Linked DNA regions of Mus musculus: all the other regions are linked to region 2. The links are chromatin loops, found by intact Hi-C in ENCODE. Cell type or tissue: heart. All regions are shown on one strand. Links, peaks and the distances in the headings refer to the core of each region. The heading gives the core; the rest is flanking DNA. Region 1 holds the start of Gm41436 (a long non-coding RNA gene). Region 2 holds the start of Cldn1 (claudin 1). Region 3 has its middle 18 kb from the start of Gm41436.

Region 1 (10,255 bases), core at 740-8,739, 120 kb after region 2:
GAATGCGAATCGATCCATACTTATCTCCTTGTACTAAGGTCAAATCTAAGTGGATCAAGGAACTTCACATAAAACCAGAGACACTGAAACTTATAGAGGAGAAAGTGGGGAAAAGCCTTGAAGATATGGGCACAGGGGAAAAATTCCTGAACAGAACAGCAATGGCTTGTGCTGTAAGATCGAGAATCGACAAATGGGACCTAATGAAACTCCAAAGTTTCTGCAAGGCAAAAGACACCGTCAATAAGACAAAAAGACCACCAACAGATTGGGAAAGGATCTTTACCTATCCTAAATCAGATAGGGGACTAATATCCAACATATATAAAGAACTCAAGAAGGTGGACTTCAGAAAATCAAATAACCCCATTAAAAAATGGGGCTCAGAACTGAACAAAGAATTCTCACCTGAGGAATACCGAATGGCAGAGAAGCACTTGAAAAAATGTTCAACATCCTTAATCATCAGGGAAATGCAAATCAAAACAACCCTGAGATTCCACCTCACACCAGTCAGAATGGCTAAGATCAAAAATTCAGGTGACAGCAGATGCTGGCGAGGATGTGGAGAAAGAGGAACACTCCTCCATTGTTGGTGGGAGTGCAGGCTTGTACAACCACTCTGGAAATCAGTCTGGCGGTTCCTCAGAAAACTGGACATAGTACTACCGGAGGATCCAGCAATACCTCTCCTGGGCATATATCCAGAAGATGCCCCAACAGGTAAGAAGGACACATGCTCCACTATGTTCATAGCAGCCTTATTTATAATAGCCAGAAGCTGGAAAGAACCTAGATGCCCCTCAACAGAGGAATGGATACAGAAAATGTGGTACATCTACACAATGGAGTACTACTCAGCTATTAAAGAGAATGAATTTATGAAATTCCTAGCCAAATGGATGGACCTGGAGGGCATCATCCTGAGTGAGGTAACACATTCACAAAGAAACTCACACAATATGTATTCACTGATAAGTGGATATTAGCCCCAAACCTAGGATACCCAAGATATAAGATATAATTTGCTAAACACATGAAACTCAAGGAGAATGAAGACTGAAGTGTGGACACTATGCCCCTCCTTAGATTTGGGAACAAAACACCCATGGAAGGAGTTACAGAGACGGAGTTTGGAGCTGAGATGAAAGGATGGACCATGTAGAGACTGCCATAGCCAGGGATCCACCCCATAATCAGCATACAAACGCTGACACCATTGCATACACTAGCAAGATTTTATTGAAAGGACGCAGATGTAGCTGTCTCTTGTGAGACTATGCCGGGGCCCAGCAAACACAGAAGTGGATGCTCACAATCAGCTAATGGATGGATCATAGGGCTCCCAATGGAGGAGCTAGAGAAAGTAGCCAAGGAGCTAAAGGGATCTGCAACCCTATAGGTGGAACAACATTATGAGCTAACCAGTACCCCGGAGCTCTTGACTCTAGCTGCATATATATCAAAAGATGGCCTAGTCGGCCATCACTGGAAAGAGAGGCCCATTGGACTTGCAAACTTTATATGCCCCAGTACAGGGGAATACCAGAGCCAAAAAGGGGGAGTGGGTGGGCAGGGGAGTGGGGGTGGGTGGATATGGGGGACTTTTGGTATAGCATTGGAAATGTAAATGAGTTAAATACCTAATAAAAAATGGAAAAAAAAAAGTTAATGGGTACATTGACCAGTGGTAACCTTACTAGGACTATATGTCATTTATTAACTGAACATTCCAATATCATTAAAGATGTCATAAAGGAAGACTTCACTATTCTTAAAGAATAGTCATATTCTAGTTGATTCCTTCATTGTAACACATTTCCAAATAAGACCAGTTAATAGGATGTGTGGATCATCCTATCCACTCTTGGTTTAACCAATTCTCACACAATTACCAAGGGACTTTAGGAAATGCTTTTGTGATAATAATGTCATAATGATCAACTCTAAGATTCTCTCTCTCCCTCTCCATTTTTCTTTTTTTAGTGTACAGAATATAATAATATGTTTTTCAGTCTATGGCAACTTATGGTTGATTTGAAAGCATAAATATATGTTAAAATCATAACACAAGATTTTTAGCTTATGTTTGAATTATGATTGAAGCAAAAATGGCTATAGATGATCAAAAATATGCCACCCCAAAATGTAAAAATGGGGCAATAGAATACTTTACCTCAAAATAAGTTTCCTTGGCATAAGGAATATTTATAGTTGATTATTTTAAAAGAATTTAGTTACATAATAACTTTGAAAACTGCAGTGGATTTAACAGATTGGTTGAATATGCATCTTCCTTTATCAGTGCTCCATTCTCCAGGAAGAGAAGATGGCTCCAAGTCATGGTTGTCAGTGAAAAAGACACTATGCCCAGTCTACAAGAAGCATCTTTTGAGGGCCAGTGAGATGTCTATTCCAGTGGAGGCAGGTGGTGTCAAACATGAACATCTTAGGTATATCACATAGACTCAAATGGTGGAGAAAGAGAACTGACTTCTCCAAGTTGTCCTCTGATCACCACAAGTCTACAACAAATAAATATAAGCAACGCATTTCTCTTTACTTTTCCTGGATGCTTCTCTTTTAACTGTTCATTCTTTATGAAACTGGAGACTGGAGCTAAGCCATATAATTTACTTATTTCATTGGGTATCTCCCATGTATACATGAGATATCTCCATTATTTGGGTTCTATACATATTTTTCTTATCAGACAGCCACTTCAAACAAGAGCCATTAATACAAACAGAAAGACACTTTCCCTTTTTTACAAGATCTAATAAGATTTAAAAAGCAATCAGCTGAAAGAATAGTAATTCTCCTTTAGAACAATTGATGTATAAATTTCTTTCCAGTGTTTTCAGCAAATATTGCCAGATGAGTGGAATGCATCTTGGCTTCTGAGGTAATAAGAGTAAGGAGCCATTGTGTTTAGAAAGAAAATTAAATACTGAGCCTACAGAAAATGAGTATATTTTGCAGTCTTTCTTCCATGACTGAGCAGAGGTGCTATTAACTCTGAGCCAGTCTTTATGATGTTTCCTTTTATTCAGTGATAGAGATGAAGTACACTAAACATTTTCTCTGCATATGCAATGTGTAAAACTGTAGATTGCTAATCTAGGTATCCTGACAACTTTCTTTGGTCTCAAAAATTTCTTCAACTATGACAACGACTATCATGTAAGTGTCTGCTTCCTGATGCTAGAGATGTATTTCTATGTTGCTTCACAGTCACAGCACACAGATCCTTTAAGATAGAATTCGGGGTGTTACCAAAACTTTGAGAATCAATTTTTGCAAGCAGCTTAACACACAGTGTGCTCTAGAATAGTTTATTTTTCGTTATGAATATTCTGTCTCTGTGAAAATGGCTTGCATCAAGGAGTGTTAAACTGCTTCTTAGGGAAGTTTTCTCTACACTAACCCCTCACAGGCCAGCTTTGCCCCATAAAGGATCCTACTCCGAAGCAAGGAGAAATCATGGTGCTCAGAACGAGTCCTTAACACAAATACTCAAGGAAGGTACCTAGGAGCTACTGTTGATTCCAAAGCTGGGGCAATGCAATGCATACGAGACTGGGGTAGATGAGCCTGCATGAAGTTGGCATGACATAGTGAGGGATGAAGGCAGAGAAAGAGGAAGGAGGGAACAAAGCTGAGGCATGCTACCTGCTACAAACCTGAAGAGGATTCTAATAGACAAATACGAGACAAATTTGACCACCAAAATAATTAAATATAATAACAAATAATAAAACATTCCAATTACATTTATTTATTGTATACATTTTATTATTAAAAACCTTGGAAATAAGTAAAAGCATAACATAGTCTAATTAGTCAGACCAAGGGTCTATACAACTTGATGAACTTGTATCCAGGTAGAACTGGCATCCAAAATGGAAGTGGTACAGTTTCACATTAGCTTTGACACTTTCAAAATTAAATATGTCTTATGTTCTTATCCATGACCAAACTAAGAATAATGCATGGAATAATTAGCTCTACGAAGTCAGTTGGTTTTATATCATCTTTTATGACTCATATCCATTGCCTGAATTCAGTCCTGCTCCTTCCTTTATATTTAGCCTTTTGTGGTTTTCTTTTTCTCATAACTGTACTATACTCAGATATAGCTTTCTCTACATATGTTGTTGGATAGATTCCACGTAACAGAGACAACATGCAGCTCATTTCTTTCTGAGATTGTGTGATGATTCATATTATACATTCTAACTCTATCCATTTTCTTGAGAAATTTTAAACTTCACTTCTCTTAAGAGATGAGTAATATTATAGTATATGTATATGTATGCTAGATATTTATTATGTGTTCATTTGTTGATGAACAACATGGTTGATTCCTGCATGTATGAAATATAAGAATTTATAAAAGATAAACAAGAGATTTCTAGTCATAAAGAATACATATATATTAAATCACATATATTTACTATAGTAATTTCTGTAAAATGTTTATCTTATGATTTGCATGAAGAGGTTCAGTCTTTCTTTACCAAATCATTCACATTGTTTCTCTTATTTTATTATACACACACTGTTGTTATGGCCATAAAGAGTAATAAGACATATTCAGAGACTTGAAGCCAACTAAAATTCTGTGAATGGCAATCGTCATGATTAAGAAAAGGTTTGTAATTTATTTCTTTTTTCTTATTATTAAAAAAATTATTTATTGTTAAAAACTTTATGTCTTATTATTAAAACATAAATGAGTTTAAATAGATGTGAAATCATGTTCTCTTCTATCATTAATCCTAGATATATACCTTGTAGTTGGTGACAATTTACTTTATTAAAGTATGATGTTAATCTCACAGTGCATTGATAGAATAATATATTAACTAAAACAGCAAGTGTAAATTGTTGTGAACAAAGAGTCCTGTTTCTGAATTATGTTTTTGTCATTCTGTGTTTTGGACATCTGTGCGAGTTTACGAATGAATTACTGAACTACACTGACTTTGGGAGGTAACAAAAGGAGGGACATATAGTTTGACCTTGCTCAGGTACTGCCCTGTCTTCTACGCATGCACAACCATTCAACCCTCCACACCTCACTGGCTCCAGAGATGAAGCACTGGAGAAAGAGGAAGGCAAAGGAAACTGAAGACTGCCCAAGATCATTGACCAAGGGCAGAGACTGAGAATCAGAAACACTTCTGCCTACACTTGACTCCCCCATGTGGTCAAAAATAGTTTTAAGCTTCTGTAGATGGAATGGCCCCCCCTTCCCCCCCAACTCTCATGATAGCCTATATCCGTACCTGACAATCAATTGTTAAAATAATCTATCAGTTTGTGTTTTCTGTCTTTCAAGCTTATCCAGTTACTAAAGAAACTAATGTGCCATCTGGACACAAATAGATCAAGTCTAATTTTTCTTTTTCCTTCTTTTTTTTTTTAAGTATGGCTGCCCTTCAAATATTTGTTAATATTAAAAAAAAAAAAAACCCACGAAGCCCCCAGAAACCCAAAACATTCATTCTTGGTAACATATCTGCAGAGAAACACATAAGTAATGTCTTTGCTGTCTTGGATTTTGGTATGCTTTTGTTTGGTGATTTTACATTTTTGTATTTAAGATCATGCTTCGTGTATAACCTAGCGGACCACAAACTCACAGTGATCCTCCTGTATCTGCCTCCTGAGTTCTCAAGAGTACTTTCACACCCAGCCTTGGAGTTACAAATTAAGAGAACTTCTCTCTGAACAGGACTAATGTGTGAAATTTTCTTTTGTGAATCATTCAACTCTGTAGCGCTTAAATTTTTCTTCCTGTTAGGGCCATTATACTTTCATCATTTCAAAACCTACTTTTTACTTTTCTTTTTCTTTGTGAGACCTCCATGTTGGCACCACTAAAATCCTTCTCAGAATCTTTGTAGGTTAGTTACCTGCTTTTTGAGTCATCCATCTTGAAATTGTCTTCGTCATGAAATAATTACTAGTTTTAGAAAAGTTGTTTGAGATCGTTTCATCTACTCAGCATGAGAATATAAATATAATTATGCAGAAAGTCAGTGGGATTTATAAAAGTACTGATACTTTTAAGTTTCATTTCTACATCACATGTGGCACAAATACTAATTTTTTAACATTTTTTTAAAGCCCTAAAGTCTCATGCACTTACCTCTGCTGTAGTCAAGCAAGGCGTTGGGTTTTAGGGTAAGAGATGATGCATGGGACTTCTTGTGAAATGAGAAGCTGTTTTCACGAAGGCTGGAGAACAAGTCTTACCAGTTTGTCTACAGCCCTGGGCAGCAGGAGCAACCTCAAAGGACCACAGTGTTCGAGGGTATAATCAGGCCTTACCCACTCACTGAACACAAGAGCAAGACCTGACATTTCCCAATGTGTGAGGGAGATCTCTGTTCCAACCACGAGTTATTACTGCACCCACGTTTCAGGGCAAGCAAATCATTAGTATTATGGGAGCTTGTAAACTCATACAAACAACTAAATCATAATCTTTCAAACTACATGCATAAAAGCCCAATAAGAGGCGCTAAAGATGATGCAGTTGACAAAGCAGGCAGAACACATAATAAATACTGGGGAAGAGTCCAGAAATGAATTATGGGAAATGACACCTGGGACTCAGAAGGGCAACGCTGTTAAAGGTTATTCCGGAATGGAAGTGTTCTAGACGTGTGGATGTATGGGCAAAAGTAGATGGACAAGGCAATTGTGCAGAGGTCCAACACACACTACGAGGGAGCTCCAGATATATCAGTGGACAGAAAAGCTCTGTGGGGAACAGAAAGCCATTTCCTATTGGCCTTTACTCCCTGAACATCCACTTTTGATTTGTTCTCATTTTCGAGTAACTCCAAGTATATTTTCTTGCTGACGTTTGCTCAGGTTTCTGGCTTTATGTGCTTAGGCTATGTTGTATTCTGTGCTGCAACAAAAAGAGGGCCTGATGAAAGGTAAGAGACTGTAGGGCAGGTGTCTCCACCTAGAGCTCCAGCTGAGGACTTCAGGAACTTAATGAAAGCCAGGAAGCAGCAGATCACAGAAGCACTGTCTTCAGCATTTCCTGGACTTTTCACTCCTGCTTTTTGAATCCCACCATATTTTACTTATATAATTTTTACATGCATGTATTTTGCACATATGTATATTTTTACATATATTTTTACATATTTATACACTTTACATGTATTACTTTACATGCATGTAACTTTTGCATATGTGTAATTTACAGGAATTATTTTACATGTATGATAATACATATACGGTGGATCTCATAGAGGAGGCTCATTGATGAGGACACATTCTAACCTACAGCCTGTTTACTGCTACCTCAAGCATCTTTTCTGTGATGAGCTTGGGAATATTGAGGAAGGAATGCTGGAGAGCTTCTACCTACATCTTTCAACCACTTCTAGTAAGCAAGTGAATCAGGCCCTCACTTGATGATGCATGCGGTCACCTGAGGCACCTTAGGGAAGGCCAGTCAGCCACCAAGGTTGGGCAATTTGAGGAGTGGCAACCTATAATAGTAGCATTCTGATGATGGGGTCAACCAGAAATGAATTCCCAGAAGGCTGATGTCATTTAAAACGTCAACTGTCCAAGTATGAAAAAAAAAAAAATAAATAAAAAAGGAAAACGAAAAAGAAAGAAAAGAAAGATGTGAGAACCGACCTGCTCTTCTTGGCACAGAATCAGAGTTTCTATGTGCCACAAAGGGAAGTGGTGTTTCCCCAGCTCCTGAGAAGTTCCCTCTGTCTGGAGGCAGGGCTGTTGGAATAGAATGCCTTTGCCCCTGACTTTTAAAGTTACAAAGAATTGCCAGGTCTAGTTCCAAAGTAGGTCTTCATAAATGATAGACAAGAGACCTGGATGGATCAGAAAATGGCTCTCACACAGGAATTAGACAACCCAAAGTCAAATTCCTCAGCCAGTATTTCAGTCTGACTTAATTTCTAATATCTTCAAATTTCTCTGGAGAGAGGCTTTGCGGCTGAGAAATGATAAGCAATCCTCTTTGCAACAGAACAGAAATTTTGTAGGAGTCAAATAGAACTATGTACTCACCAGCTAGTCTCAAACAATCCATATAGCTAACAAAGACAATTGTCAAAATGTAAGTCCTGATTTGGTTCATCTGGGGTAGGGCCTGGGACCCTGCATTTCCGTTAGGTCCTCCAAACGTTTCATGAGACTGGTCTATGGGGCAGTTTGAATAGTTTTGTGTTAGTGTTCAAAGTATCATATATTAGCTAGTTTTCCATTTCTTGTAAGCTCCCCACTTCATAATTCTAATTCCAAGTCTGCACATTAATTAACATATTCAGTAATAATACAAATGTGCACCCAGAATAGAGAGCCCCACTTATAACTACGCCAACTGCTTAAAAGCTGTTTTTGCATAAAAGCTGAATGGGGGGAATTATTTCTTTATTTTAGAATTTGCATAAAATACACAATTGTCTCTGTGTAAAGAACTAAAGGACAGTAATGAAACAAAAAGTGTTTGAAACAGAGTAGCTTGCAAAAGCATAAGAGGTGGTGGAGTATTTTATAAAACTCAAGCCTTAGAAGTTATCCTATATTATTTATATGCTCTTCATTTTACTACTTTATACATGTGCACAGTATTTCACATCTATTTTTATTATTTCTAGGCCACATTCACATATGAAAACTAATTTATTCTTTAGAAAACTTCATACTGAGTATTACTTGTCCTGTTATATAAGTGACATTAGAACCTGACTGTTTGAAGTGAGTTGCTCAAAGTCACACCGATGCAGCACCAAGATGAAATGTTCTGAAGCCTGGACCAATGATCTCTCATCTCTCTCATCCGCTGTGCTTACACTCCAGAAGTTTCACTTAGGTTTACTGAACCCTAGTTATGAATAAAGGGCCCCAGGAACAGAGTGTAAGAGGTGATGCACATCACAGATCCAGCTGCTGCCAGAGAAATGGAGAGACACAGCCCTTAGATGTCTGTCCCTCCAATCAGATGAAAAGATACTCCAACCCTGATGACTCATTTGCTTGTTTCACCTCCAGCCAAGAATACAATGTTCTATTCCTTCTGGAATGTTCAGAGATGAGAGCACCTGGGGAGTGGAGGACAACTTGACTGCTAAAATTATCCAACATGGGGGCCTGCTTTTCTGCTTGCATCTCCTTCTTACTTACTTTGTGCTGCTTGTGTGCACTCCCACTCATGAGCTCAATCTCACTCCTTGTTCATATGTCACTCAAATATGTGCACAGTCTACAAAAATTAACATCAGAGGTGTTTGCTTGCCTCTTATTCAGTCTGTTTTGATAGCTCTGCAAATGGCACGCTGCTCCTTTTACATTCTAGGCAAGTTCCCTGCCATTAAGCTACATGCCCAGCCCTTGGATTTTGACCTCCTTACATAGCTCAAAGACTGGCCTTTAATCCACTGTGGATTCTTCTCTTAACTCCCAGGGCTTGGTATTATTCAACTAGAACTGAAATGAAGGATTGTCTGTGGGCAGACACAAAAGGGCTTCATTTGAATCGAATGACTGGGAATGGGTATAATGGACATAGAGTGAACATAATATTCAAATTGGTGTGCTGTGACTATCAGATCAAATTTCACTTTAGCCATGTGATCCTGAAAGTTCACTAAACTGTTACTCTCTCACCTGAAAAACAAATATTTTGCCCAACTCATAGTACTGCTTTGAAAAGTGAATGAAATGGCATAGTAAAAGTGCTTTCAGGCTCAGGAGAACTGTGCCAGTGTCTTTGTCTTTATTTCACAAATAATTAACTTTAAGTTGGAAGAAGCTACTGGAAATCCAAGGCATGGCTTATGATTACTCTGCATTTTCTGACTTACTAATATGGACTTGGCAACAGCATTATTAAAAACACCATGGAAAAAATGTGAGAAAAATAAGAGATTTATGATGCCATCTAAGTTGATATAATCCAGACAATAAAAGTATTCACTAAGAGCTGTCAACACCATAGCTTCATGAATTCCAGATGCCAAGAGCTAAGTTTGAGCTTGGGAAAGTTCATTGTGAATGGTGAGTGTTTCTGCAGCAGTATTAAATGAAGTAGCTCAACTATCCAAACTTCGAAGGGGAAGAAAATGATTCACTCTCTAGAATGAGGATCTGGACACAGACATACCTACCAGGGCCCCTGGAAGTTAGTCTAAAACCCCAACCTGCCCTTCCCTTCCTACTAATCACATTCTGTTGGTGTGAGTACAAAGAATGC
Region 2 (10,255 bases), core at 1,552-9,551:
GCAATATGAGTACATTTTCCCTTACAAGGAAGGCAGTTCAAACATCCTTAGCTCTACATGGAGGCTCACAGCATAAACATTACAGATCACTGTCCAAGGTACAGGACGCAGAATTGCAGAGTTACTTGAAGCAACATTACGCATCTTAGAGGATGCTGTGCACCATCGAGATTTAGTTTGACAGGTGAGGAAAGAAAGCCCAGAGAAGAAGTAACCTGTTTAATAGGCTCACCACAGGGAAAACGCCACTCTGCACCCCAGACTGTCTTATTGTATAGACAAAGATATTAAAATGAATGATTCTTAACACACTGTTGACCTGTGGGGTTTTGCCCCCACAAAATGCAGAACTTCTTTGAGGGGAGGATTTATTTTCTTTCACTGATGATTTTCTAGTGTTTTGGAATCCTCATAATCAGGACCTGCCTGCCATTCTTCCTCCTTGGGTCAGTCACACATTACCACAGCCACCCAAAACTTAAAACAGTCCTGTTCTCCATTCTGATGAGATTGCTTTATTGTTTAGGGACTCAGTTTGTAACTGTAGAATCGTCATGGTGGAACTGGAGGATAATCTTTTGCCTTAGGTGTTGTAGAATAAGTTGTTCACCAGGTCAGCTGAGTTAAGATGCGAATTCTGTCCTTTAACAGCTTATTTGACACAAAGTACTTTACCTACCTGGGTTACAGCTTCCATATTGGTAATGACAGTTCCCCCACTTGGTGGCTTATTTATCTAAGTAGAATTCTTAGAACTTAGCTGTTGCGTACACACTAAGTACGGTGATGGTTAACTTTTTTGTTTTCAAGTGGTCAGGCTGTGATGTTGTCTTGTTTGATGACTACTTGCCTAGCTAGATATGGCTGTCAAAGGTTTGTTTACATATGATTAACTTTTAAGTCAGTAGACTGAGTGAGGCTTGTCACTCTTGCTGATGTGGTGAGGTTCATCCAACCAGCAAAGGAGAAGAATTCTCTTCTGAACGGCAAGATCGATGCTCCACACCCCCCCCACTCCCCACACCCCCTGCTCTCTCTGGCTCTCTGTTGCTCTCTCTCCCTGTCTTGTGCTCCCCCCTCCCTCTCTGTCCTCAATATACACAAATACACTCTATCACCACTACCACATATCTGCACCCCAGAGGCTCGATTTTCTGAAGTACATGGACTAATATAGATGGTCTTGCATTATGAGATGTGAATGAAATAACATACCAGAGATAACTGTGACTCCATGATCAAATTAATTAGATGTTACTGGCACCTTCTGTGATTAAAAGAACATTTTTTAATGTTCTTTTAATCACAGGAGATTAAAGAACAAAGTAAGGTACAAAGATTGCAGACTTCTACCAACATGCTTCAAGCTATGTGTTTGTGATTGAAATAGATACTGCAACTGGAATCCCAAATTTCTCCTCTCTATCTTGTTGATGAGAGATATCCTAGTCAGGAGTAGAGGGGAAAGCCTAAAGGAAAGTTTATGTTGTGGATGATAGTACAGAGTATAGATATTTGATCATGAAGGGCACAAGTATTTTATTGTGCCCCTTTTAATGTTCTCACTGATTATATTCACATTTCCCAGCTCACAAGAAGAATGCTTCAGATTCTTATCCTAGTCATGTGAAGTACATGGCACTCAGAAAGAAAAAAAATATGCAGTGCCTAGAGGCGATTAGAAATTTCATTTAACACCATAGTTCCATCTGTTTGCCCTTTCTGTTTCTGGATATAGGCTGGTATCTTCCTGATAGAGAACTGCAAAATGTCTTTTATCTATCTATCACCTAGCTATCATCTGCTATCTACCTATCCATCATCAATCTATGTGATGCATGTGAATTAACATAGATGTATCTGAAAATCACCAAACCCAATGTTTTAATGTGTTCTACCATTATCTATATATCATCTATCTATGCATGATGTATATGAATTTGTGTAGATGCATCTGAGAATTACAAAACCCTATGTTTCTATCTATCTATCTATCTATCTATCTATCTATCTATCTATTTATCTATCTATCTATCTGCTATCTATCAATCTCACACCTATCTAGTGTGTAACATGTATATTTGTGTAGGTGCATTTGTGCCATGGTCAGCACATGGAGATCAGAGGAAAATTGGTTGAAGCAGTTTTCTTCTATCCTGTGGGTCTAGGGAGTTAAGCTCAGGCCATTAGACTTGACAACAAACACCCTTATGCTGAGCCATCCCACAGGCCTCAGACCTACATACTTTGCCATAAAAAAGACTGTGCCATTAAGTGGGATTTTAACAGACTCAAGGCAGGAAAGGGTTTTTCTGAACAACCATGAGGATCATTTGCAAATGACAGGGAGAGACAGTGTAGTGAGTCTGATCTTTGTAAGTAATAAGAACTGCCATTTTCTATTAGTTTATCATACACTAGGCAATTAACATGGGTTAGCCTTTTCAATACCCATTTCAACCTTAGACTTGGATTCATTTAAAAGAGGACAAGAGTGTTATGTTAATTTCTCAAGTTCCTCTACAAGTAAGTGTACCAGGGTTCACAAAGTTGGTGCTTTAAAAACATTTTTTGAAATTCAAATATAATTACCTCACTGTTCCTTTCCTCCCCAGCTCTCTTTCATATACCTCCTCTCCCTTGTTTTCTCTCAAATTCATAACTTCTAGCCTCTTTTTTATTGTTGTAAAACACACACACACAAACACACACCACACACAGAGACACTTTTAGTCCTTAATGTATAAAGATAACAATTACTGAAAAACTACAGCTGATCAGAAGTTAGAGATGAACTGCTGTGTGGTGGACAGCCCCAACTGTTTCATCTACAAAATAACTTCTGAACCTAAGACTCAGGGAACATCACAAATGATGTGGCAGAAAGACTGTAAGAGCCAGGGGATTGGGGTATCTGCTGGGTGTGAGATTACATCTCATAGAATTGCCGGGAATGCTCCAGTTGGGTATTCAATACCATATGATCAACCTTGTAATTCTATATACACAAGTAACAATATCCCAAACGGCTGATGCTTTTTAGCTACAACCCTTCACTACCATCTCAAAAGCGATTAGCAGTTTCAAAGGATGTTTTAAGATATCTTTAGGTGTGGAACAATGGTTTGTAGAATTGGGAACCTTCATATCCTAACACTAGAATTCATGCTATATTTTCACATTTGAATATCTGCTCCCTGACACAGCAGATTGTTCGGTGGTGTGTCTATCTGTTCTGTATTTCCTTCCCAAATCATTTTAAAGGGAGTCATAAGCCTGAACAGAGGCCATCCCTAAGTTAAAGGTTTGCATCCCAAAGCGTTTGTCCTTTCAGCAACCAGAGAACATCACAGTGCCCCTTGCCTTCCTTTGTCAACATTCTCTTCTGCATCATTGGTCTCTTGCTTCTGTGTGTCTGTATGTGTGTGTGCGTCTGTCAGTGTGTGTCTGTCTATGTGTGTGTGTGTGTCTACATGTGTGTGCCAGACTACGTGTGTGTGTGTGTATGTGTCTGTCTGTGTGCACCAGAGTGTATGTGGTATGTGTATCTGTCTGTATCTGTGTGTGTCTGTGTGTGTGTTTGTCTGTCTGTCTGTCTATGTGTGTGTCTGTGTCTGAGTGTGTCTATGTGTATGTGGTATATGTGTCTGTGTGTGGTATGTGTCTCTGTGTGTGTGTGTGTGTGTCTGTATGTGTGTTTGTCTGTCTGTCTGTCTATGTGTGTGTCTATGTGTATGTGGTATATGTGTCTGTGTGTGGTATGTGTCTCTGTGTGTGTGTGTGTGTGTCTGTATGTGTGTTTTCTGCTGGTCCTCAGGCTCACTGAGTCCAAGCATCAATCATGTAAGTATGTGCAGTAGCCATAGGACTCTTTGATGTTAGCTTATACACCGCTCCCCCACCAGCACCACCACCAATTCTCCAAGCTGAGACTCATGACATTCCAGAAAGAGCCTCCGTTGGGGAGCAACAGAGACTAGGAAGGGACTATCATGATGCAGTATATCTCTCACTGCCTGGACCAAGACAAACAAAATAGGAGGTAGAGAAAAAAAATCTACCCGTGCTCAGTGTGCTTGGGGCTTCTAGAGAAATATTATAGAGGTCAGGTTCAAGACCAGGACTCTAGAGCAGAGTTGCCATGGGGGGTGTCAACACTGTATGTTACCAAATGTGACCCTTAGGTAAGCAAAGTGACCTCTTACCTTATTCCCTCACATAGAAATATGGGAACACTGAAGAGACTGAGCTTAGCCCCTGACAAGGTTGTACTGCTCACAAGTGTCCTCTGTAGGCAGGTGATGACTGAGAAGTCAATCCCTACTTTTATTGATTGCAAAACTGAGGCAGAAAAAGGGAAGAATCTACATGCAGTCACATGGCAGATTTACTTTCTTAGACTGCACTAGGACTTTGACCGCACCACTGGCAGCCTTTTCTAGAACCTTCTGGCTCATGTTATTGCCTTTATTACTTATGCTTTAGATATGAAAAGCTGATGTTTGTGGGTTGTTTTTCTTCTCAAATTAATGGATTTAGACTGAACTATTATCTCATCTGTTGCTCCTCTGAGGCTAGGGACAGAAAACTAGACGGGATTAGGATGTCGAGGTGAGCACAGAGCAGCAGAGTGGGAAAGCTCACCGCAGCCGCCCAAACACAGTTGTGGGAAGCAAAATAGTCAGCCTTGCACAGATCTGGATTCAAAACAAAACAAAACAAATCAGAAGCCATGCCTCTAATCCCCTGCCAACTGCGGCTTCGTAGAAATGGGTCCTCAGGCACAACTACATAGATGAATTCAAATCTTATTTTTTGAAAGGGGCGCTGAAAAACTGCAGCAGAAATGGATACGATCATATGATCTCACATAGTGCACGTCTTGAGGGAATTCTGTGTTCTAAGCATGATTGACATTTCATCTGCCTGAACAGACACTAGATACCAGGGGAATATTCCTCTGAACTCACAGAGTAGTACTGCCTGCAGGCTGAGGGCGTGAGGGCACAAGTCAGCCAGGGCCTGGCCTACCTACAGATCTTATTTAGAGATCTTTTATGTTTGGAAAACAGCTGGGAGCAGGAGCAGGACAATGAATACTTGTTCAAATCTTGCTATCTCCTGTCTGAGTTCTGTTGTCATCACTACTCCCTAAGTCCCTGACTACAGCAGATCTGAGTCTTTATCCTTAAGCATTGACAAAGCTGGTCTGAGAACAGTGAGCATGGGAGTGAGGGCAGTAAGGCTTTGTTTGTCGTTCTATTTTGTTTTTCACATAACTTTCTTGTGGCAAGCTTGTACTTTCCTTAGCATGCATGGAAGCATCCCTTGTTTTCACTCATGTGTTTATTTCTGCCCTCAATTCTCCTGTTTTTACTAAATCCATAGAAGCCTCTCTTTCCACCGTACTCACACCACAGACAAAATAACAGCTGAGAAAACATTTTAATTATTCTCAACCACAATGTGGGCTTCTGTGTAGCAACAAGCAAGGAAGCTGTACAGACCCAGAGAGGACAGCAAGAGGCAGCCTAGGTCAAAGCCTGGGGAGATTACTGCCAGCTCCAAAGCCAGAGACTAAGTTCTACTAGGATGCATCCAAGTGTCTCTCTTTCTCCTGGAAGAGAATGTGGAGGAACTTGCTGAATTCCATCTGATAAGTCTTTGCTGGTCAGGCATCTCAGATAAGGAGTTACTATGCTAAGCAAATTGCTTTAAGGAAAAAGTGTATGTGTATGTGTATGTGTATGTGTATGTGTATGTGTATGTGTGTATATGTGTGTCTGTGTGTTTGTGCCCGTGCATGCATGCATTGGGTGTGTCAGATAGTGGACTGCATTTTCAAAAGGAAAATAAAAACCCAAAAGACAATATATATATATATGCAGTGGAAAGCACACAGATCTAAGAGTGTACTAGAAACCTGCCCTGAGGCACTCTCCGGTTAGCTCTTCTCTAATCTATAAAGTTTCAACATCTCTGAGACCCATGGGAGAAATGGGAGAAATCTAATGGAATGACCTTAAGGAACAGAAGGGAGCAGAGGGCCCCTAAAAGAGAAGGAACTATCAGACAAGAGGTGCCCAAGGGTGAAGGGAATATAGAAATATCGAGTTAGACACATTTCCTGAATAAAATACTGGGAATATACTAAAAAATGAAAATAGGTTTCTAGTTCCCCCCAGTTTTTCCATCTTTATGTGTTGTTTTTGCATTTACACAGATGAGGTAACTTTTATTATTAGTTAATTACGGAGTGAAATGAAGAAAATGCCTATCAAGTGCTAGGAGAGACACGAAGGGAAGAGGTTAGGGATGCCTGATTCTCTTCAGATGGTCCCCAGGTAGCCCACGGGGCATCATCATCCACCACGGAGCTGGCCTGCGAGGACCTTTGTGGGGATTCGGCCACGAAACCACCAGGGGGCGCTGCATGCCGGGAGGGGCGGAGCTGCTTTAAATCACAGCGCCGGGCGGTTCAGCGTCTCAGAGAACTCTGCCACTTCTCACTTCCAGACTCCACCACCGCCTACCCGGACCAGAAGCCAGGAGCCTCGCCCCGCAGCTGCACAGAGAGCAAGGGTATAGGCACTAACTTGTTTGCAGAGACCCCATCACCTTCGGGAGCTCAGGTGCGCACCTTGCAAACTCCACTTTCTGCATCTGCCACTGAGCCCGCGGGAGCCTCGGAAAGAGCCATGGCCAACGCGGGGCTGCAGCTGCTGGGTTTCATCCTGGCTTCTCTGGGATGGATCGGCTCCATCGTCAGCACTGCCCTGCCCCAGTGGAAGATTTACTCCTATGCTGGGGACAACATCGTGACCGCTCAGGCCATCTACGAGGGACTGTGGATGTCCTGCGTTTCGCAAAGCACCGGGCAGATACAGTGCAAAGTCTTCGACTCCTTGCTGAATCTGAACAGTGAGTGCACCCTCATCCTCCAACTCCCCACTCCCTATCCTTGGACTCTCCCCCACCCTCTCTACCCCCACTCCCCAGCCTTGGAGCCCTTGTCCTCTGTAGTAGCTTCATTCAGCCCAGAGGCTACCCTCGAAATTGGTCAAGGCTTTTCAGCATGTGCTCTGTCCTGATAAAGCAGAAAGAACCCAAGCCCTAGGTTAAAGCCCTAGATTTGCCTCTAACTCTCTACTTGGCACCTTCTGCCCTTTTAGGTGTGATTTTTTTTTTGTCTCAAATTCTAATCAAGGTGGGTGGAGATTGGGAGAATGAAGACCACTGTGGAACTTAGGTTCTTGGGCCTCTTCTGCACATTCATTCTAATAGGGTTTGAACAAGAAAACGGCACACTTTGGGTAGGTTTACAAGCGTTAACTAGATGATTCTGAAATATCAAATAAGAAACTTTCTGAGTTGTCTCATGGCATTTCCAACGCACAGCTAAGGTTTACTCTTTGGGTCTTTTGGTTTTCTACCTTGAAGAACCTCTTGAGATCCCCCCCCCCCCGCCCCCAAAGGATGGACTAGGATTTGCAGGAGAGTCAACTTGTGCGGTACAAGTTTAGAATAAGAAGGACTGGTGGCATCTGGGGAGTGGGTCACTGAAGAGAGCTCTTCTGAATAAACTCAGCAGCATGGCAGCAAGAGCGAAGGCACAGAAGGAGGCAGCCTGGTTGAGGTCACCATGTGGGAAGAAGTCTGTGAGGAAAAAGAAAGGCTATTCCCATGTTTTTCCTTCCGCAATGGAATCTCTATGTATTGATGCATTGGTCCTATATGTAAAGTGAGAAAGGCATGCATAGACAGGAGTATCTCTACTGATTCTGGGGAGACGGGTGATAAGATGTATTCGCCTTCACTTTTAGCTAAAACTTTTTTCAGGGCTTTGTCAGAAAGCCATTCAATTCCTACAGGGCATGTTCTCTTCCTGGAGAAATCACATTGGTTGTCCTGCCCTTTACCTCACAGGAGGAAGAGTTCCCTTAGCCTTTGCCTAAACAAAGCTACTCCACAGTCCCCTGGGAATGCTGCTGTGAACAGTGCTGGCATTGTCCCTGACCTATGAGAGTGGAGCTCTTCCTCCTTCCCAACAAAAGCACTTCACTTTACAGTTATGAGACCTGCCACAAATCAGCTTGACACTGTGAGAACCTGTAGAATGTACTCAGCTGGCATGGTTTTGTCTCCACATCTGGACTCCTCTATTAAAAGTAATCTATACATTTGGAAAGCATGTCCTATTTATTACCCTCCCCGGATACACTCAGACTGTTGACGATTGGGAACTAGTCCAGTGGAAAGAAAATGGTGCCAGGCATTTTCAGAACCATATTGTAGACCTGGCAGGTGAGATCTGCTACAGCAAGTCCAGAGAGGGCTTCCTATCAATTTTATTCCTCTAATCCAAATTCTTTATTTTATCAGGTCTAAGTTTCCCAAATGCCTGGATAGAATGATGGTCCATGCAGCAAATATTCAGATCGCTCCTACCCAGAATAATTCATTAAATGGTTGATTGTAATTTATTCCTTTTAAATATACTTATTATATTTCCTAAAACGGTGATAAACACATTGACTATCCTTCCATCACAAGGAGTGTTTAGAAGTGGCTTGTTTGTTGATTTGTTTTAGCGGAAAACAGCTTCCATCTTCTGTTCTGGTTAAAGCTACAGTTTATTCAAGATGGAGCCCAGCAGCCTCTCCACAAACCAATTCCCAGAAGCGTGAGCCTTGACTCACACTTCTCTCCCAGCTGAGCAGTGATTCAGTAGGTGCCTTTGGACCAGGCCCAGAAAACTTGTCTCTGTTTCTCCACCTGAGCCATGGTGTTCACGCCTACCTGATGTAGAGATCTGGTTGGTGATTCACTGGCTGGTTTTGGTATAGTACCATGACGCCTAGAGATGAAAAGGCTTATCTGTGTGTGTATGTGTGTGTGTCTCATGAAGTTTACCTCTCACAAGATGCTTTGAGGTAAGAGGCACAGCTATGGGTTTCCTAATATTGTACTCGTGAACTTTGCCCCAGAGCCCACTTCACCAAAGTATAAGATAGAAGAGTTTCAGTGTTTTGTAACCAGACCTCAAGGGCTACTTCTGTCATATCTGGTATCAGTTGTGAAAGGCACATGACCTTTACACAATATGTACAGTGAGTGCAGTATTATCACGTCCCACGAGAACCACTGGAAATAGCATAAAGAGGCCATACTGTACAGAGCTTTTGCCGAACAGTTTATAGAAATATAACAATAACTTCCTGGAAAAACAATAGCTACACTGTGAATTATAGCCCATAATAGCCCAGAACATTGCCAAGCCCCTGCTTGTGATCATTTAGAGTGACGATCCTTGCAGCTGAAATTTGGGCATACAAAGTACAGGAGTAAATACAGTTATGGTAGACATTTCTTTGTCTAATTCACACATCTCTCTTGGTTTTGATTCCATTCCCAGCATTGTGGAAAGCCAGCTGCCTGTTCCATGTACTTAGCTAATTGCTTCTTCTTGCTTCACTTTAATAACCAGCACGGTCCAAAGACAGGGCTTTCCTAGGAGGCTGCGTGTTGGGAGGTGTGAAGGCAGAGATGTAAGCATTTTTGTGGATTGCAGTTGTGAAGATTCGAGCAGCAGACAAATGGGAGGTTATGCTAGACTCTCTTTAAGTCTCATCTAGCCCTGAACTGCTGTAATTTGTGTATAAGCTACCCCAGCCTGTTGAACTTGCTCTGCATGAATTCACATGTGTGTAGGTGTGCTTAATGAGTATTGGTGGTTGTGAGGTTTCCCAGCACTCTTGCCATGATGTCAAGCTCAGCGGGGGAGCAAAATCCCTGACGGGGTATCTGTGCAGCACAGGCGGAGAGGTGGGTAACCACTCAGGCTTCTCCAGACTCCTTTCTGCTGCTAAATAGACAACATCCAGAAACGCCATGGGTGTGCAGAGTGGAACAAAAGTTAAACAAGAGCCAAAGTCTGAAATGAAAACGTGTGGAGTTCTTGTCCCAGTTTGTCCTGTCCAGGGAGAGCTACTTGCTCTCCATGGGATTCACAATTTGTAACGTAGGGCAGAGTAGGAGGAGTAGAGGGATGGATCAAAGGTCCACTGGCCTATTTAGCAAACCTGAGCTTGGCCCTATTCTTACTTGTTGGAATGCAGCAAAGGTCATTGGTAAGGCTTGTGACAACTTTGGTTGTCGCCAACTTCAGTGACTGAAGGAAAGAAGTTAAGTGGCATAATACAGGTTTTCTAGGTTACAGTGATGATCGTCACAGAAAAGGTTATTTGAGGTAGAG
Region 3 (10,255 bases), core at 1,188-9,187, 140 kb after region 2:
TGTTTATGCTGGTATCTAGGCATCTAGGTTTTGTGATTATCTTAAGTCTAGGTGCAGGAAGTCTGGTCTCATCTTTGTTAGGTGGGTGTTTTGTTCTTGGGTTCTTTTGCCCTCTCTGGTTCTCAGAAGGCTGTGGTGACTTTGTGTTGCCTGACAGAAAATTCTTTTCAGATTTTGATAGGTGTGGGTGCTGGCAGTTGCTGGTAACATGTGATTCTAGGTATGGAGCATTGTCATTTAGGAATGAAGGTGGGTTAGGGTAGGGTGTTTTGAGGAGATTCTACAGGAAGGAGGAAAGCAGGTTTTTCCACCAAGATCTGGATAGTCCCATGGGAGTGGGGGAAAAGAGTGAGGAAAAGCTCCAACAGGTTTGCTGAAGAGCTGGGAATGAGACAGGGGTGGGAGTGGGAATTGCATTGGCAGGAGAGGAAAGAAGGTGAAAACCTCATGTTTAGCTGCTTTGCTGGCCTTCTTGCTTAGCTGGAAGGTTCTTAGGAATGTCTCCTGGAGTTCAGAGATGGACTAACAAGATTAGATGGGGTAAATAAGGTTGGAGGGGAATATCCATGTGATACACTGGAGATGGGTACAGGGAAGGAGGGGAGGCCACAGCAGGCAATCTGCTACAGAGCTGAGGATGAGACTGGGAGATAAGATTTGGAGGAGAGGAGGGAGAAATGAAGACCTGTAATCAGCCTATTTGCTTCTTTCTTTTACTACTTTCAAAACATTTTATATCATTCTTTCCCAATAAATAGTTTCTGTAAAGCTAAAAATGGCCTTCCCCAAAATTGACAAAACAGATCTATGAGGTGGAAATTTCTGGTTTCTTTGGAGACTCAGTTGTGTCATATGGTATTTTTCTAGAAACTTTCTTATGAGAGGATGTTTGCTTTGCTGAAGCAGGCACCTGAGAGGATGTTTTGCTGAAGAAGACAAGTGAGAGGATGTTTTGCTGAGAACAGACATGTGGTGTTTTTCTGGAAGCTTCCTGGAAAAAGGGGCATGTCATGTTTTGCTAGAGCAGACACATGATGTTTGAGAAGGGTCTAAGTGTAACTCAACAGACAGTGGATGATGCTCTGGCATTTGTTCACCTTGGCACTCTTTGTTTGGTGGTCTTTGTTGGGCATTGTTGACACTTGTTCCCTGATGATCCTGTGGCATTGGTTTGCCTTGCCCTTTTTGCTGATCATCGTTAGTCATTACTTTGTAGAGAGAAGTGCGCCAAAGAACTTCTCATGCTATTGTGGTAGTTTCTCTCCACTTCCTTAGACTCTGGTCAATTGTCACAGCCTCAAGTTTTCTTCTGGAATGAACTGCTGTGGTTTATTCATGAATGGTTATTCATGAATGGTTATTCATGAATGGTTATTGTGAGTGGATCAAGCTACTGCTGCTGATTCATGTGAATTGAACTGCTGATATTCTGACAACAAAACTTGGAATTACCCTCCAAAATATGATTTCTAAACAGTTCCACATCTCCCTTTGCCCTATTAACTTTTCCTTTCCACTACCTTTGGTAGATGGTTCCTTAGAAAGGAAGTTAAAGCATTTAAGAAGCCTTACTAAAGTAGGTTTTGAAAAACTTAAGCCTACAGATCTATCTATACAATCCCATTCCTTGGCATGGCGGAGTAGCTAAAAAGTCACAAGGTTTTCTGCACAAACTGTCATCCTTCCTACTGTCATCCTTTCATGTTGATCCTGTATGTCACTAACTCCCTTTCTTCTGCAAAGACTGGCAATGGAGTCCTGTGGGTTGAGTCCATTCCAGGGCAACCTCACTTGTGAACTAATGTGTGTGACTTACATTTCCAGTGACTGTCTATGGGGCTCTCATGTCATTCAAATGAGCTTTGTTCCATCTTTATTTTAAAGTTCTTCAAAAACAGAAAAAAAATGCTTTTGTTTCAGTAATAATTTGGCACACAATCACATACAATATGTTTTGCCATATGAGCTGTCAGAATGTCAATTCAGAAATATTTCTTTCTTATTCTTAAGGATCTGAAAGGTTCTGTCTTCTCTGCAATGGCTGAAATAAAAAAGGCCAGTTTCTTTGATAAAAGATCAGTTCCTTGAAAAAAATTTTATATATAAAATGTATATTGAACACATTTACTTCTTACTTTCCATCCAATTCCCCCAGGATTCTCTGTCACATCTGCCTCCCAACTTAATGTCCTCCTTTATTTACTTATTCTAACCAATTGAGTTTAGTTACTGTTGCTTATGTGCACACTTCTGTGGGGTCAGCCATTTGATCATAAGGAACCTACAAGTGGCTAATGAAAAGTGACTGTTAGCCACAACCAATTTCCAATGGCTCCTCAGCTGGCTGGTGACTTAGGATTCTCTTCTCACTACATGTTGGAATTTATAACCAGATTAATATTATGCAGGCTTTGTGTAGGTAACCACAGATGCTCTGTGATCATGTATGCAAAGGAAATATCATATCCAGACAACAGCATTTCACAGCACTCCTCTCCCATCCTCTGGCTCCTACATTCTTCACTGGGCCTTGTCTGATAGGGAATTGATGTAGATGACACATCTAAGACTGAACACTCAGAATCACTTATTATTAAGAGAATGCCCAGTAATGTTCTGTATGAAACATTACTCACTATAGCAAGATTTCTGGCCTAAGTCAGGAACTCACAAATACATGGACATAAACATAATCACTTAGCAGGCATCTCTACAATGTATTCATTTAGAAAAATGGTATCAATATGTTCTCCCCTAGAGCCTATGACTAGCCATAGGTTTGGACCATGTTTCCAGTTTGAGACATGCATTATTTAGTGTGGAACAGTTCTTAAATCCAACTCAGATAGTGTTGGTAATGCTCACAGTCTTGATTCTACCACAACAGTGAACACATCTTGCCTGGCAGGTCAGTAATTGTCACATGCAGCATCTAGTACAGGATAATACCATTGATGTCTTTTCCCTCTCAGTAGCCTGAGTAGCATCTTTCAGAAGCAAGAGTTTCCCAGTCAACTCACTATTGACTTCTGTGTGTCCTGCATCAGAGTGTGTAGTGTCTACAGAAACAGAATAACTCTTGCAATCTATTTGTGGTGAATAACCAACAGCAACTGTGGTAACCTGTGGCATTTCAGTTGCCCCTAGGATATGCTTGGCCAATAACTTGTAGGTAGAAACTGTGGTAAGAGCATATTCTAACTTCCCCTCTTAGACTTACTGTGGGGTTTATTTCTGTTATACTCTCACCTTATAGGTACCAATTTCCTTGCCTTTTCTTTGCTTCTCCCTCTTGCCTTCCCTCCTCATTTTGCTTTGTTTTGCTGTTTGTTTTCCCCATCCACTCTGGTAGTTTCAGCTTTCTATAATGCTGCAGGCCTTTTAGAAACCGCAAGAATGAAAAGTTATCAGAGATAACATTTTAACCATGGTTGCTGGTAACTTGAAGATAGTTAAGAAATATTTATTGAGCCATCATTATCATAATCACCACACTAGGGCCAAATCTGTGTATTTTTCCTTTTCACAGAAAAATAGTTATCTTTGTAAATGGACAGAGCTATGATAGTTGGCATATTAATTATCTCTTTCCATGGGTAGGAAGCAACAGACTTGTTTTGTAGAACAAAAGAAAGAAAATTCCTCTGGGGACTTGTTCTACATAGAGCTCCTAAGCTGAGAAAGAAACTTTCTGGGTTTTTGTTGTTGTTGATTTGTTTTGTTTCTGAAATCCCTAAAGTTTTGCTGCTAGGAACCTAGGCAGAACAGACTACAGCACCCAAGATACTGTTAGGTTAATATAAGAATCTCATTTTGGCAACTTGATGTTTAAAAAATAGTATGTTTCTACAAGTTTCCCTTTTAATAAAGAGAGAACAATGCCACAAATGGAGAAGGAAACAAAGAGGAAAGGAAGAAAGATGTTCAAATGGAACAAGAGGGGGAGGATAAAAGGAAGAAAGAAGAAACGGAAGGAAGAGAAGAAAGAAACAGACAGAGAGAGAGAGAGAGAGAGAGAGAGAGAGAGAGGGAGGGTGGAAGGAAGGAAGGAAGGAAGGAAGGAAGGAAGGAAGGAAGGAAGGAAGGAAGGAAGGTGAAGAAAGGGTGGGAGAGACAGAAGGAGGGAAGAAGGAGAGAGGGAGGAGCAAGGGAGAGTGGGAATATATTGTTCTGGGTTTAAGGTTGAAGAAGGAACACAATGTATGCTTCTAATTGTGTTCCCATGGCTCCACCTGCTGGCAGAAACTTTATGATTCGCAGTGACAAGCACTTCAGAGCACAGCAGTGTAGATGCAGGCTGAGGCAAGCCCGGAAGTCACATTCTTCCAAACAAACTTAGCTCACTCTGTTCTGAATGTGGGAATGAACTACCAAGTTTGAGATGTGAGAATCTATACATTTCTGTTGGTTTTAGCTGCATTAAAGCACTTTGTATTGTTAACACGTGGTCACTTTTTAATTTATTAAGACAACACAGACTAGAGATCATATAAAAGTAAATTTTATTGGAATCCATTACCAGTAACCACAAACATAATATCTCTATAGATTATAGATTGTATAGAGGAATTTTTATTAGATAACCATCTAAATAAGCATTTCTATCTATTCACGGAGACCTGTCAAAAACAGGTGAGGAGAGGAAAGAAAGATGGGGAGAGAGGGAGAAAAGAGGACAGGAGACAGGAGAGGAGAGGAGAGGAGAGGAGAGGAGAGGAGAGGAGAGGAGAGGAGAGGAGAGGAGAGGAGAGGAGAGGAGAGGGGAGGGGAGGAGCTCTCGTTTAACTATGAGAGAATGTCTGGAATGTCTTCCTCATACTTCTGGCTCTGAAAGGTAGAAAGGAATATACAGTAGGCTCATATGTGGCATCTCTCCGGTTGTGTTTCCCTGATTTTACATTAGTGGAATAACTATTAAAACATTTCTCTTTAACCTTTTTATGATCCTCTTACTATTTACATTTGACAATTACTGAGTTCTTATCTAGAATAGAGATAGACTAGACCGATACACTACTTATTGACACATTTATTTTTGTTCTTGCACATTTTTAATGGAACAAGAACTACAACTTACATACCAATTTTCTGGAAAAAAATACCTGTGCCAACAATACTCAAGCAATGACCATGGTAAAACCCAAATAATTATTTGGGAGTGAACAAATTTTATTGAAAACTTGTTAATAGGTGAATAAATAACCCGACAAAGAAAGGGATTTTGAAAAGTTGAAGCACAGTTTAAAATTGCTAGATGTTCCTAGAAATGAGCATCAGTCAATGAAACATAAGCTATACTCTGTGAACAGATTAAAATCCAGGAGAGAAGAAATACAATATGCATGGTACTTGATGTAAGCTCGGTTTTCATCACAGAATATGAAACTTGTGAAGCAGGAACTGATGATCTGGGATACTTGCCTGCTCCACCACTCAAGCACTATGTGGTGTGAACCCAGTTTGCATGCACAGTTGGGTGTGGCAGTCCATGCTATAGTAACCCACACTTGGCCCAGCATATTATTACATAGGATACTTCTACCTCAAAAGATTTCTTGTATTTAGAAACCCACACATGCCTCTTTTTTGACCTAGACTTTATTGGGATACGAAATCAATTTCCTAGATAAGGTGGCACATGTTTGCAGCTTGTATTGCATGGGTATTAGAGAGATTGAAACCACAAGAAGAAACAGTGGCTTTTGAAAACAGTGCAACTAGCCAGGTACTATACTTTGGTAAATAAAAAATAAACTGTTTTAGATGAACATAATTTTCTGAAAATCAGCTTAGGGGACACAGTAGCAGGTGGTGATTAATATTCTCACCACCCAGCTCCATGACTAAGGCAGACTTGCCGATGTTGTAGCTCATGGTACCCTGCAAGTCAAAAGAAATGTCTCCAGACTGACACTAGACCCAATAGGGTACAGCTGGATGACAGGAGAGTGCTCATCCTTGGGGACACCTGGGGACAGCACACGTTCCTTAGGTGAGGTAAAAGACCCTCCATAATATCAATAACACAGACAGTGGAAATAATTGCAAATAATGACTTGATGAGCATGCTTGGAGACAATTAAAAGCATAGATTCTGAGGCCAGAAATATCAGGACTTTAAAAAATATTCTTTGTTTTTCGTTTATTAGGTTTTTTTTATTTCCAAACTGCACAACACAGGCAAGTATATAAGCTTTTTAATCCTATGTTCCAATATATAAAATAGAATTGCTCATGTAACTTATGTAAAATAAATGAATTAATGCATACTAATAATTTAGGACATGCTTGGCAAGGACTAGTGCTCATTAAATGGAACTTGGATTTTTCCATGTTTCTTTATTGCTTGTTTATTTGCACATCAGAGAATCTAATAATTTACAGTGCAGAAGTGAACAAATTAAGCAAGAACCTACTGACATTACAGTGTGGTTTGGGAAGATAATCAATACATAATAATGGTAAGCAATGATTTTGGCCTGAAATACACGCAGAAATAGTATAGAAATCCATGGGAGGACACCAATGTGTCCAAAGGGACCAGGAGAGGTTGTGGTAAAGATGTAAAAGTAATTAGAGACTTGGAAGAGGTAAAGGAAGAGAGAAAGCTAAGTAATGGGAAGACATTGCAGGTATACAAATGCACTCAAAGTGAGAAAATGCTTGACACCCTCACAGGCAGATATATGGCTATTGAACATGTAACTAACTTGGGGTGGGTAGTTTTGGTGTGGGCAGTAGGGAGAATCCAGATTCAGCACATTATTTTATGGTAACATATTTAGAGAGGAAATGGCAAGAATAGCTTAATTTTCAAAGACTGGCTGGTTTATTTAACCTCTAATAAATTTGAAATTAGCAAGCTAGTTAGAAAATTTTTTTAATAGGCAAAAGACAGTTTGGAGTAAGAAGATGATGGCAGACACGGAGGCAAATAGACTTGAAGACCAAGACTTGAAGACCAACTTGACTGCTAGCCAGAAGACTGGAAGGAGGAAAAGAGCTTAGTCTTGGAAACTATGTTGATGGGGACACTCCCCACTGTCACAGGAAAACAAAGCAATGAGTTTGGGGACATCAGAGCTACTACCTTTGATTTCAACTTAGTAATTTGTAGGCACAGATGGTTTCTGATTTTTAAGCCTCTAACTTATGGTTTAACTTAATGTATTCTTATTTTAAAGTGATCCATATTCAGTAGGAGTTGCACTTTACATTTTGATGGTTTCTTTTCCTTAGGCAAGCTGTACAGTCTATGCGACTGTCTTGAGAGGCTGAGAAGAGGCAGCAACACACACCTCCCAGTCAACCACACAGTCATGGGAGTGAAGAGCTGGCATTGTACAGTGTACTTTGTTTCTAAGAAATGTTTCTATATCTTTTTTGCTACAACCCATCATAAGTTAAGATCCAGCTCTTCTACCTGGATATCATAGAGGAAATATTATGAACACATATACGATGCAAGGACTGTGGCACACAGACTCGATGGTGGGGACAAAATTATGAGCTGCACAGATGCTTATTCTCTGTGTATAAAAGACAAACGGCTTAAAATAAATATCTACATAGACCCTGGTTGGTGGGATAAATGTAGATTTAACTGATGTAAAAGAACAAGTTTAGAATATCTGAGTTAAAGAAAAATTAGATAAAAAGGGACATGTATAGATAGATCTATGGGAAACAGCAGAGTCTTTTGAGGTTTCTCATGTTAAGGTCCTCCAGAAATCATGAAGGTGGAGGTATTCATCCTGAGCACAAGCAACCTGCTTCTTCCAGTGAGTGCCAGGAAGCCAGTCTACTAGATGGCCCCATTGCAAAAGTGAAGAATGGGCAAGGGGCAGCACAGGAGATGACAAACCACCCATTCTTCCAAGTTTATCTAGCTACTCCTGCAGCCACACCTGCCAGCAGTGGAGTCAGCTGTGTCCTGGTATTTTGTTTGTTTGGTTGGTTGGTTTGGTTTGGTTTGGTTTGGTTTGGTTTGGTTTGGTTTGGCTTGGCTTGGTTTGGTTTTGGTTTGGTTTGGTTTGGTTTGGTTTGGTTTGGCTTGGCTTGGTCTGGTCTGGTCTGGTCTGGTCTGGTTTGGTTTGGTTTGGTTTGGTTTGGTTTTTTAAGTCATCTGCTTATTCAAAATGTTTCCAAGTAAGATGGTGAATTCGATTCCACTCTATGTGACCTGTTGAAAAACAGAAGCAACATAAGAAACAATACACTCTATTCCCACTACGGACAAAAAGATCTGATTAAAAGAGAGAGAAAAAATGAAAAGAAAAGAAGAAAAGAAATAGGCTGAGGTCAAGCTGTATCTACAAAGAAACATCCAGAGGACATCATCAGTGCCCAGCTGTATTATGCTGGTCAGTAGAGGTAGCTATTTCCTCTCTTAGGTAACAAGGAACTGGAAATATATGAGTCAGTCTGAGACTTGAGTAGGAGCTGGATGTACTGTGGGAGGAGCAATGGCAGGAACAGAACAGGTTAAGGAGACAGAGGCAGATGTCCAGCAGAGAAGACTAGGGTGGAGAGTATTCATGTCCTGAGTGAACAGCCAGAGTGGGCACCACCCACAGGAGAGCCACACTAGAATGGAAGAATTGTGCTGCTGAAAGCTGAGCAGGTTCTCAGTGTGATGGGAACATCAAGTGATGGAGGTAACTAAGAGGAGGTGTGCCTTCCACACCCACTCATACCATTAGTCACAGCAAGCCTGCAAATGTTATTGAGAACTGGAAAGTAGGCTAGGGTCACAGGCTGAGGAATTCCTAGCAAGAAACTTGTTTGAATTGCTAAAACCACCAGTGGCCCTTTAGTTATCAGACTGATATAAAACACAGCCTGGGGAGGTATAAAGTATATTCATTCCAACTAGGAGAAATGACTGAGTTCATAATATCTTTCATTATTATGAATATGGATGTTTACTAATATTTATATTTGTATTTATTTTTGTACTTTGTTTTGTTTTTTTTTATGTCTTGACTGAATGGGTTTCCCTGAACATCCTTTCTCTGCACCTATCTTGTAGTATTTTCTACACGACTTCTCACCTCCTGAAAACACATTTTTTCCTTGTGATTCAAACTTCATCCTCTTTTCCCTTTTTCATTTCCTCTCCATACTATGACTTTATTAGTAGTACCTTAACTTCTAAAAACCTACAGACTTCATGCCCCCTCCCCAGTTATTTCCCTAGTGAACTATCCCTAAACCATACTAGGAACACAAGTAAAGTAAACAAATGCTTTATGTAAATCAGTTCTGATTCTACAGTCAACTCATTCTGATCATTACTGCAATTGGCCTTCCTTTTAAGTAGTGGTAGGTAGGGAACATGAGTTAAAGTGAAATCAAATAGACAAAATATATAAAAGGAGAAAAATAGAAGTTGTAGAAAACATCCATTCACACAGATGTACAAAACCCAAAAAAGAAAAAAAAATATTAGGAAAGCCATACAATACCTCAAAAAAGCTTAGAAGACACCAAAGGTATGAGAGAACTTAAATGCTAGGGAAAACAATTCAGTCCTATTCTAAATAGATCAGTGAACACAAAGGGACATAAACAAAGAGAAGAAGTAAGGAAGTCTATCCAGGAAAGTTAGAAAAGTTTAAAAAGCGTCAGCAGTGTAAAAACTCAAAACCAAGACTGAGAATTCTACAAGGAAATGGAAACCCAGATGGATGTCCAAACAGAAAATAGTCAAAAAGAGAGGAAACAATAAGAAAAAATACTGAGACACAAACTAAGAATCCATGGGGTAGAATAAGAAGCTGAGATAAATTCTAAAGCCATAGATAACTTATTTGTTGAAATTATAGCAGAAAAATTCAAATCCAAGAGCAGAAATAGGCATACAAACAAGAACTAATTTAGAAACTTTTTACAACAAAATATGAAAAATACAAAGCAAATAAAACAATGTCAAAAGATTTATGGGGAAATAATCAAAATGACCTCACATAAATACTCAAGAATAATATGAAGCCTCTCATCAGCAGCCATAAACTCTAGAGAAGCCTGGAGTGATAGGTTTCAATTGTAAAAGTAAATGACTACCAGCCAAGCTGCTATACCTAGCAAAGCTATCTTTGAAAGTGATGACTAATTTAAGGACTACTTTAATCTAAACAAGTTCAAATTAATACAATCCACAACAACTAAGCCAATGTTGCAATATATATATATATATATATAAAGGAATGTTATACACAGAAGAAGAAAGTCTCATTTGGAAGAGCACAGGAGG

What was found. Hi-C counts contacts between places; a loop is a spot of excess contacts. Peaks named below come from ENCODE experiments on the same cell type or tissue, not always from the same donor. Only the 100,000 strongest peaks of a DNase experiment are listed, where the experiment ranks them.
Region 1: a loop joins it to region 2, with 3.0 times the contacts of the local background. A loop is called at or near these places in 4 of 42 quality-filtered maps.
Region 3: a loop joins it to region 2, with 6 times the contacts of the local background. A loop is called at or near these places in 20 of 42 quality-filtered maps.

Annotation. Positions count from the first base shown.
Region 1 is chr16:26,247,942-26,258,196 of GRCm38, reverse strand. Gm41436 (a long non-coding RNA gene) reads right to left here and starts at 6,279. Exons shown (of 5, transcript XR_875990.1): 1 at 6,158-6,279. In heart, for the core only: a CTCF peak has its summit at 5,182 (motif pointing left); no DNase peak of the experiment used is centred there.
Region 2 is chr16:26,368,070-26,378,324 of GRCm38, reverse strand. Cldn1 (claudin 1) reads left to right here and starts at 6,486. Exons shown (of 4, transcript NM_016674.4): 1 at 6,486-6,921. The coding sequence starts at 6,699. In heart, for the core only: a CTCF peak has its summit at 6,418 (motif pointing right); a DNase peak (open chromatin) is centred at 6,524; H3K4me3 peaks cover 758 bases; H3K27me3 peaks cover 1,104 bases.
Region 3 is chr16:26,228,311-26,238,565 of GRCm38, reverse strand. No RefSeq gene overlaps it. Among named protein-coding and RNA genes, the nearest start is that of Gm41436, 18 kb to the left of the region's middle. In heart, for the core only: a CTCF peak has its summit at 4,236 (motif pointing left); no DNase peak of the experiment used is centred there.